2 separate regions of the Homo sapiens genome follow, and region 1 is linked to region 2. The links are chromatin loops, found by intact Hi-C in ENCODE. Cell type or tissue: endothelial cell of umbilical vein. All regions are shown on one strand. Each heading gives the region's core, and the rest is flanking DNA. Links, peaks and the distances in the headings are about the cores only.

Region 1 (5,041 bases), core at 1,056-3,555, 360 kb before region 2:
TTGAAAAGCCAGGTATCAGGGAAGACAATTTTGAAACTGAAGTTTGATTTTGGGAAGGCTGTTAAATGTTCGAGGTTTCAAACACTTGATATTACAAAACAGAATTCAAGATTACCATAAGTTACTCATTTTGCCCAAATGATGATGCAGAAGTTTTAAAGAAGCAAAAACCTTTATAAACCTTTACAAATATTGCCAAAGAGCAGATTAATGCCTTAGGAAAATCTTGTTATGCTTTTATTTCAATGCTCAATTTACAGAAAACCGTATAATACCCTGTTTTTGAATTTCGTCACTATGTTCACACAGAGAACCTCTTCTAAAAGATTAATTCCACAATTCTTCCACCACTTCTTTGAACCTTCAGCTTTCCTAATTTAACACAAAACAATCCTTTAACCCTAGGCAAAAGTTTACATTCCATGCCTTCTTATAATCTTTACTAAAAAACACATTTTACTGTTTTTACACACCTTGGATGTAAATCTATTTCTAGTAGCCTAGCAATTTTTAACTGTAAGGTAAAACTTGGTAAGTTGCTTTAATTGCGTGCTAACTAAAGCCAAGATTGGCCTTCTTAGTTAAGGGTGTGGTTAATTCCATATGTTCCCAGGCCTTACCAATTGTGAAGCCAGCAAGTCAAATAGTTCTCAAAACCCAAAAAGCAGCTTGTAACCTCAAAACACTTAGCATACCTTGCACCTGACATACATTTTACTAATAGTCTTTAGGACTGTTTTTATTTCTTAAAGATTAAAATCACGTGAGCTGAAAGGTACCATAGCTTTTCACTTCCCTTACAAAATACTTGATCAAAGGACTTGTCTTTCTTTAAGCCAAATTAATCAGAGCTCTTCTTACACACATCACACACAGTACACATACAGGTAGAAGAAAACCTAGTCGCTGGGTGGGGCCCTTTAAGAGACAGCTCTAGGAAAACATGCAGATGTCAAACCAGAAAGGGCTCATCCCCTATGGCAGGCTTGCCAAACAAAGCTTTGCCAAGTGGTTACCGGCCATGGCCCGCAGGATATAAAGCAAGATGGAGGCTTAATTTCACAACCAAAACTTTGCAGAAAATATAAACAGTGATGGTTGTTGCGGGCGGGAGGGGGCGGCGGCGGGGGGCGGGGGGTGCCTGGCCTAGCAAAACATCTTCTAAAAGAAAAAAAAAACTTTAAAACTTAACTTGCTGATTGGGTACAGAAAGGGAAAGAAAATAAACAGTTTAAAAATGCCTAGGGAAGTCCCGGTGCGGTGGCCCACGCCTGTAATCCCAGCACTTAGGGAGGCCGAGGCAGGCGGATCACGAGGTCAGGAGATCAAGACCATCCCGGCTAACACGGTGAAACCCCGTCTCTACTAAAAATACAGAAAAAAAATTAGCCAGCCGTGGTGGCGAGTGCCTGTAGTCCCAGCTACTTGGGAGGCTGAGGCAGGAGAATGGCGTGAACCCGGGAGGCGGAGCTTGCTGTGAGCCAAGATCGCGCCACTGCACTCCAGCCTGGGCGACGGAACGAGACTCAGTCTCAAAAAAAAAAAAAAAAAAATCCTGGGGAAGAACCTCTTATTCTTATGCAAGTGGTTTCTCCACCAGGGAGAAAAGTTTGATTACTGGCTGATGGAGCTGAATCTCTTGGCGGGGAAGGGGAAGGCTCCAGCCGTTCATGGCGGAAAATGCCAGCCAGCTGCCCCGGGATCCTTGAGCCGTGCCTCCCATTCCGGCAGGGAGTTGGGGGTGGAGGGGAGACACTGCTCACCAGTTGGTCCCAAAAAAGGAAGGAAAAGGTCAAGCAACAGTGAGAGGTTTTGAGTCTCCATTTCACTCACCGCTTCTGGTGCCCCCACATTGCGCGCCAAAAATGTTGCAGGACTTTTTCTTAGTTCAGCTGAAGATAAAGTTCTTGTCCGTCCCACGGCCATGAAAATTCAGGCTCGCAGATGATTTAAAGGGTGAGTAAGGCAGGGTTTTATTGGGTAAAAAGGGGAAAAAAGGGGGGACACAGGTATTCCCTCACAAGGTCAGACTCCCCTGCTAGAGCACTTCCCGCCTGCCGTTCGAATCCCAAGTTCCACACAGGAAGGGGAGGGGCCAGGCTCCTCAATGCTGCAAACCTGGCGAACTTCCCGAGGCTTCACCTCAGTGGAGAGGCTGGTTAGAATTTCTCCAGGGACCCTCTGTCACTTGGCTGTCTCAAAGGGATTTCTTTCTAATTGACAAATTAAGACAGCAACTTTGCATATAGCCCAGATGTCTACATTAAGAAAAAATTAGATTGGTCTATTGTCAAATGTAATCTCATTTTCCTAAATAATAACATGGTGACCCTCCTGAATTAAAAAGACAAGACCTAAAGTATTACATAAAAACTTTAAAACTTTGTTTTCCTCCAAATGAAGTGAAAATTAGACACCAGGGAGGTAACTGAGTTTCAAACCTGATTGTAACATTGAATATTTCAGCTTTGTCTAATATAAGCCTAAAGCATAAGAACAAGAAATGAAACAATGCTGATTCAAAGTGGAGTGTCAACTTGACCACTAAAAGTGAACCACTCCATAAAAGTAGGAACCCAAAGAGGTCCACTGATTCACAAAAGAAGATGCTGAGAAAACGTGCCTGTCTTGAACTTGGCATTGGGTAGAAGGAAAAAATATATTTTACATATGTGTCATATGTGACATATATGTGTCATATAGACATATGGGTAATCTGTGAAATAATATATGACAAGACAAAAATACGACATATATCACACACGACACATATATATCACTTATGATACAAATAAGCCACAATGACATATAGATGTATGTCATATGTGGCATATATTTGTCATATGCCATGTGTGACATGCATTAGTCATACAGCATATGAAATGTATGTCGTTTCATATGCCAAATATGTGACATGTGTCAAATATGCATCTTATGCGACATGTATAAGACATGAGTCACGTGACATAGGTGTGAAATATGACATGCGGCATGCATGTGGTGTGTCATACAGGGATCATATGGGTCATACATGACAAATGTGTGTCATATGTGTCATAGGCGACACGCGTCGTATGGAACGTGTGTTGTGTTATACACGCGACATACGTGTTGTGTGTGACATGTGTGTGACATGTATGTCACATACAAGTCGTTCGTAAGACGTTAGTTTCTATGTAAATATGCATGCCATGTGCGACGTGTATGTGACGTTTGCATGTGTCATATGTGACTTGTGTCAAATGAGAGTTATATTTCATGTCCCTGTCATCTGTGTCACGGATGTGGCACGAATGTGGTATGTATGTTACATGTGTCATAACATGCAAGTGCCATATGTGACTTACGTGTGTCACGTGTGACGTGTCCTGTGTGTCTTATAATGTGTAGTGTGTCATATGTAACATGTACATGACATGTATGTGTCATCTGTCACATGTATGTAATATGCATGTGTCATACGTGCCATATCCTGCATACACGTGCCATGTAGCTGTCATATATGGCGTTTTCCATGTAGGTGTTATGTATAAGTGTCATATATGGCATATGTGTACCATATATCTCTGGCGTTTGTCATGTGTGACATGCGACATGCATGTATCACACGCTAATGCATGTTATGTGCGACATGTGACATGCATGTGTCATGTATGTGCAATATGTAACTTGCAGGAAACCTGTATGTGTCACATGTGTCCTTTGTAATCTGTAGGAAATGTCATGCATGTGAAGTGTATGTGTCACTTGTTTGTCATGTGTCATATGTGGCATATGTCATGCATGTGTCGTGCATGTGTCATGCATGTGACGTGCACGTGTCTTTCATGTGTCGTACATGTGTCACGCATGTGTCATGTGTTGTGCATGTGTCGTGTGTGACATGCATATCCAACATGTGTTATATATGATACATATGTCACACCATTGTGTTGTTTCCTTTATGTTGTATGTGAAGCATGTCATATGTCACGTAACAGGAATGCGGGACATTCTGTTCCATATGTGTTATATATGACATGTGTCATGTGTCGTATATACATCATGCATTCGACCTATGTAACATGTGTGTTATATGTGACATGAATTGGTCATGGGTGACATATAGGTGGTATGTGTGTCACATGTGTCTTTTGTGATGTTTCATGTGTCCTAGGTGACACGGATGTGATATGAATGTTTCACGTGTCCAGGTGTGTGACGTGTATGTGTTGCACGTGTCACACATCTGTGACGTGTGTCATACATATGTGATATGGGCATATGTTTGTTCTATTTGGTCATGTGTGTTATGTGACACTTTGTGTCATACATGTGACATAAATGTGCCATGTATGACATGCATGTGACGTCCATGTGTGCCATGTATGTGTGTGACCTGTATGTGTTACATGTTACATGCATGCCTGCCACATGCATGTGTCATGTGCGAGTTTATGGTATGTATTTGTCATGTGCCTTATGTGACATGTATTTGTCATAAATGAGTTATGCCTGACATATACGCATCATGTGTGTCGTGACAAGTGTGTGATGTGCATGTGTCATGGGACGTGAAATGTGTCATATGTACCACATATGCCACACATGACATGCGTCATATATGTGACAGGCATGTGTCACGCGTGTCGTATGCGACATGTTATATATGTGTCATATGCATGTGTTATGTCATATGTGAAGTGTCATATGTACTATGGCTGACATGTACGTTTCGTGTTATGTAGTCATGTGTATTATGAATTTCACGTCATGTGTATCATGTGACATGTTATGTGTTTTGTGCACTCTATAAACGTCATGTATGACATGTGACATGTATGCACCATACATATGCCGTGTGTGCGATATGTGTGATGCATGTGACATGTATGTGCCATAGATGTCATTTGTTGAGTGTGCTCCTCATATCACGTGTGTGTCATGTGTGACAAGCAAGTGACGTGTATGTGTCCTGTAGTTATAAATTAATGTATCATGTGTGACTTGTACATGACATGCATGTCTTTTGTGTGACACATGCATCATACAAAACACTAAA
Region 2 (5,041 bases), core at 1,017-3,516:
GTTTTCTGTCCTTGTGATAGTTTGCTGAGAATGATGGTTTCCAGCTTCATCCATGTCCCTACAAAGGACATGAACTCATCCTTTTTTATAGCTGCATAGTATTCCATGGTGTATATGTGCCACATTTTCTTAATCCAGTCTATCATTGATGGACATTTGGGTTGGTTCCACGTTTGCTATTGTGAATAGTGCCGCAATAAACATACGTGTGCATGTGTCTTTATAGTAGCATAATTTATAATCCTTTGGGTACATACCCAGTAATGGGATTGCTGGGTCAAATGGTGTTTCTAGTTGTAGATCCTTGACGAATTGCCACACTATCTTCCACAATGGTTGAACTAGTTTACACAGGAGGTGAGACTTTTTATATACCTATTAGTGATGGTTACCCTGGAAGAGGTACCCTTGCCCTTACAGGCTGAATGGGCTCCCATATCATAGGAAAAATTTGGAGGCAAAGGGCACCCTTGGGTATAAACCTTCATAGCAGAATGTGAATCTAAGCTAGCACAGTTACAATGGAAATCAACAGTAGGCTAAGAGTAACAGTATTACTAATTTTAAGTTGACATACAATTTTGACTCAAAAACTTGGAAAAAGAAATTATTTGTTAAAAAGTAGACAAATGATTAGAAAAGCCAATATTAGATTATCCTAAACTAATAAAATTAGAAAGGTTTTACACAAAACAGAGATTAGAATAGGAAAGACAACCTCCCAGACAGGACTTGCTCTTAAGGGGGATATAGTACCCCTCTGACTGTGAGCAAATTTACCCTGGCCAGGACCAGTTGAACTTAGTAAATTTAATTTTGGAAAAGCAAGAGGAGGATTAGCTGGTAAGAATCTGGAAAGAAATGAATGTGAATAGTCAAAGAAAAAGAGATGAAAGATAAACAAGAAAGAGAAAAAAGAAAAACATACACATGACAAGGAAACTTGGAAGTATTTAGGCACCAGCAGTAGAGACCTTGATCATATAGGTTTTGCCATCTCAAAGAAAAAAGAAAATAGTTTGGAAATGTAATGGAAAGTCATTGGGAGAGAGAAAGGAAGATTAAAACAGGAGGAAACAAAGGGAATTCACTCAGGGTAATGCTAAATAACAGTGTCTTGTTACAGATATCCTTATTAAAAGTTAGGGGTTGTGTCCAAATAAATATTAGGGTGTGGTATACAGGTTTTAATCAATCACAAATAACACTGATTTGATCATACAGTATGGTGAAAGTATTGAAATATTTCATGACATATTTTCATTGCATATTGAGTACAAAATATTCTATAGGTCTATTACAGAATTAATAAGACTGTTATGAAAATTAGGATACCTAGAATGTGTAATATATTGGCTATATGCCATTACAATCAACCAATAGTACACATACTACATATATTACACACACCCATGTATTTTGGCTTACATTAAATTTAAATGTGATTCATTTAGATATCAATAAGCTAACATATCTTAAATTTGGGGGGAAATTAGGCATTTTCTAAAATATGTAAAAATAATTTAATAAGTTTTAAAAGATAATGTTCACCATTACACTTAGTTACAAACTAATGATTATATGATGATAAAACATGCAAATTTTAAGTGAATGTGATTTTTTTCCTGTGATTGCCTTTTTCAAGGTACAATTTATGAATTAAATTTTCCAGACTAAAAGTGGTTCATTTTACAATGAAATTATCATTAATCATGGACTATATAAACCAGTCTTTTTGACTACAATTAGATATTAACTGAATATTGAGTATGAATCCTAAAGCTGACCCCATGAATACACATATTTCATTTCCTGTGGTTTGAGTCATAGCCACTTGTCAATACACATTGCAACCTTTTGCATTCTGAATAAATTTCCAGGTAAATATTTTAACTAGAAAGCACTCACATAATAAAGTACACCTCTCTGACTCTAAATGCAAATACAATCTCAATAGAAAAAAAGGTACCCTCGGGTAATTTAGCTGCTCTTTTGTCCTGTTCTCCAGTGAGTGCCAAAATATGGAAAAACGAGCAGTTCTCAATTCAACCCTTATGGAGGGTAAAACCAATGTAACGTTTCACTGCCCTCTACAGGATGCAAATGTAAGCTGTTTGGATGGAACTTTTCTTCTCATATGTATATAATTTTAAAATGAAACTCTCAAGAAAGGATCCAGAATTAAAAATAGCAGTGATAGAGCAAAGGGGGGGGATGCAAATTGAGTTTTCTGTAAAATTAATGAATTTGTGAAGACATACAGTACCCAGCAAGATTTCCCCAAACCGAAAATAAAGAGCAATAAAAATGCCACACGATGATAAGGTGGCAATAACACATGAGAGATTGTATGAAATGTTCAAATGAGAAAAACAGAGAAAAAAAAGTAAAGAGGAGAGAGGGAGGGAAATTGTTATTGGAGATGAATGGGTGTTATTGTTTGATCTCATTTTTTTATCCCTTTTTGTTTGTATAATTGCACTTGATTGCTAAAATGAAAAGTGTCTGTAAAGTGATGGATTAATTAAAAGAATATGCAACCACTTTTCCTTTCTTACAGAGAAAAAAAAGAGTTTTATCCTTATAAGATCCCATCCATAGCCTTCACTCTGAACTATAGCGGGTTTTGAAAGTCATTTACATAATAGCTAACAGAAATGTACTCAGCAAAACACCAGGCTTTCTAAACACAGGAGATAATTATGTTGGAAGAATGATATTCCATTGCCATCTCCATTTTCAAGATCCATTTATTTTTCCTGTACACAACAAAGAACAACCAAACACATATTAACATATATTGTGTAGCTGTGTGCCCTTAGAGTGACAAGATACAGGGAATTGGATTTGATGGGGCTAAGGCAGAGCAAAAACCAGAAAGGAAAGAAATACTGCATTCTATTCCTGGCATATATGTACCACCTGAATGGTATTTTTCATTATCTCCAGCACTGGGAACATTCTACTATTCTACTGGGAAGTCATAGCAGAAGAGATATAATTATCAGCAGAGTAATGGGGATGCTCTTGCTAATGGCCAGCTATTCAAATATCTCAATATAATCGTCTTGCCCAATCTCTCCCCATTGCATACTCTTCTGGAGAAACTCATCATTTTTTCCACTTACTCCAGCATAATGAATTCATTTTGCATTTTCTTTGTGAGAAATTAAGAGGAATCGCAATATAATGTGTTGACATTTGAAATTCTGCACAGAAAATTTTAGGCTGGCAATTTAGTTTAATCACAAGCTAGCAGGGAGAGGTTGTTTATTAAATTGGTTCCCAGTGTATAAAATGCGTATTTTCTTTGTAAACCTTTGCCTTTGTACCTTGGTTTGGACTTCTTTTTTTCCTATTTTTTAAAATAAATCTCAATTTTCTCAAAAGAAAAAATAATATACCCCCAAATGAAGCTCTGTGTTCTCTGAGCCTTTTTTATGGTCAAAATTCTTGACACTAAATATGAGCATTGAGTGAAAGACCCTTGAGAAAAGGTTAAAAAAATAAAATAAGTGAGAAGTTGCCTTTAAGAAAGGCCACCAAAGTGTGTTTTATTTTTCTGTGCCATTATGCCACTGGGTTGGCCACTGCTATAGGAAAAATTCTTTCTTATTATTACACTAAAGCTATTCTGTTTATTTGTTCAAATCTGAGTTTGGGTAAACATTTCCATATTTTCTGCCCCTTATGTTTTTGTTTTTTATAGAATTTTCATTAAATTGCTCTAATAAGACTTGTAAACAGCTAATAAAACAGTCTTTCCACTTTCTCTAGGGAATGTTACATTTCTGGGCAGGTGAGAACATGAACAAGTTATTAAAAAAAACTCCTATTGGAATCATTGACTTGGAAGATGATTTAGCTTTCCTTTTACATTAGAAACTTTGCTAAGGTCCAACATTCATAAAAAGAAGGTGGAGGAGAGCAAATCTGAGTGTGAAGCCTGTGTCATCAGTTGATGGGAAGCAAGAAGATGATAAAAGGGTGCCACATTTTGATGACCTTTCTAGCATGTCTCACATTCTTGCTTTACTTGATTCTTCTAAATTATTTTCATATTCAAACAAATATTGTGCTAACATAGCACCTAAAGTTTGTTAAAGAAGGCATTCGGGAAAATATATTCAGAGGGCATATTCACTCCTCTAATTTTCTCTAGTCGATTCTGACCAGAACCCAGATTAGAACTGTTGCATCCCTCCCTAAGTTTACCTGAGGCTTCTGGGAAGAGACGTGAGGAAAAGACAACTTGGCCTCGACTTTAAAAAGGGCAGTAAAAGTCATCTTTAGAAACTAGCATGCATCCAGCAGAATTACTCCAGATTCCGTAAGAGCCAAAGCCCTGCCACCTACTTAGTCTAATCTACCCCTACTTAATATCTTGCGGTTGGTACTGTATACTGAATTCCCTTCATTTCTTGCACTATGCCGCTATACTTGATTGCTAAGGGTATGCCTGGCCACTCCAAGTTCTTGGTTAAAATTAGTCTAGAATTTTACACTTTCATTGAATCACAACTTTTTTTCAATCTTTTTACATTAGAATTCCTTTGAATGTCATAATTCTTCTTTTGTAACTCTGTATATTATTATCAGTAATAAAAAACACTCTGATTATTTCTTTTTCTATTCTTTTTTCTTTTATTTTGAGGCAGAGTTTCACTCTTGTCACCCAGTCTGGAGTTCAATGGCTCAATCTTGGCTCACTGCAACCTCTGCCTCCAGGGTTCAAGGGATTCTCCTGTCTCAGCCTCCCAAGTAGCTGAGACTACAGGTACCTGCCACCATACCCAGCTAATTTTTGTATTTTTAGTAGAGATAGGGTTTCACCATGTTGGCCAGGCTGGTCTCGAACTCCTGACCTCTTGACCTACCCACCTAGGCCTCCCAAAGTGTTGGAATTACAGGCGTGAGCCAGTATACTTGGCCAATTATTTCAACTATTAAATAATTGTACTGCCATAACCATTACAATATGGAATTTGTCACTTTGTTTTGATTGATGCTCTCTTGGTCTAAAATACAGTGTTTTCTTTAA

The links. A loop is a pair of places that touch in the nucleus more often than their neighbours do. Peaks named below come from ENCODE experiments on the same cell type or tissue, not always from the same donor. Only the 100,000 strongest peaks of a DNase experiment are listed, where the experiment ranks them.
Region 1: it touches region 2 in a loop (4-fold over the local background); 2 of 110 quality-filtered maps call a loop at or near these places.

What each region holds. Positions count from the first base shown.
Region 1 is chr18:39,798,236-39,803,276 of GRCh38, forward strand. No RefSeq gene overlaps it. Among named protein-coding and RNA genes, the nearest start is that of LINC01902, 41 kb to the right of the region's middle. In endothelial cell of umbilical vein, for the core only: no CTCF peak of the experiment used is centred there; a DNase peak (open chromatin) is centred at 2,006; H3K4me3 peaks cover 1,054 bases; H3K27ac peaks cover 645 bases.
Region 2 is chr18:40,157,522-40,162,562 of GRCh38, forward strand. No RefSeq gene overlaps it. Among named protein-coding and RNA genes, the nearest start is that of LINC01477, 94 kb to the left of the region's middle. In endothelial cell of umbilical vein, for the core only: a CTCF peak has its summit at 2,087 (motif pointing left); a DNase peak (open chromatin) is centred at 2,050.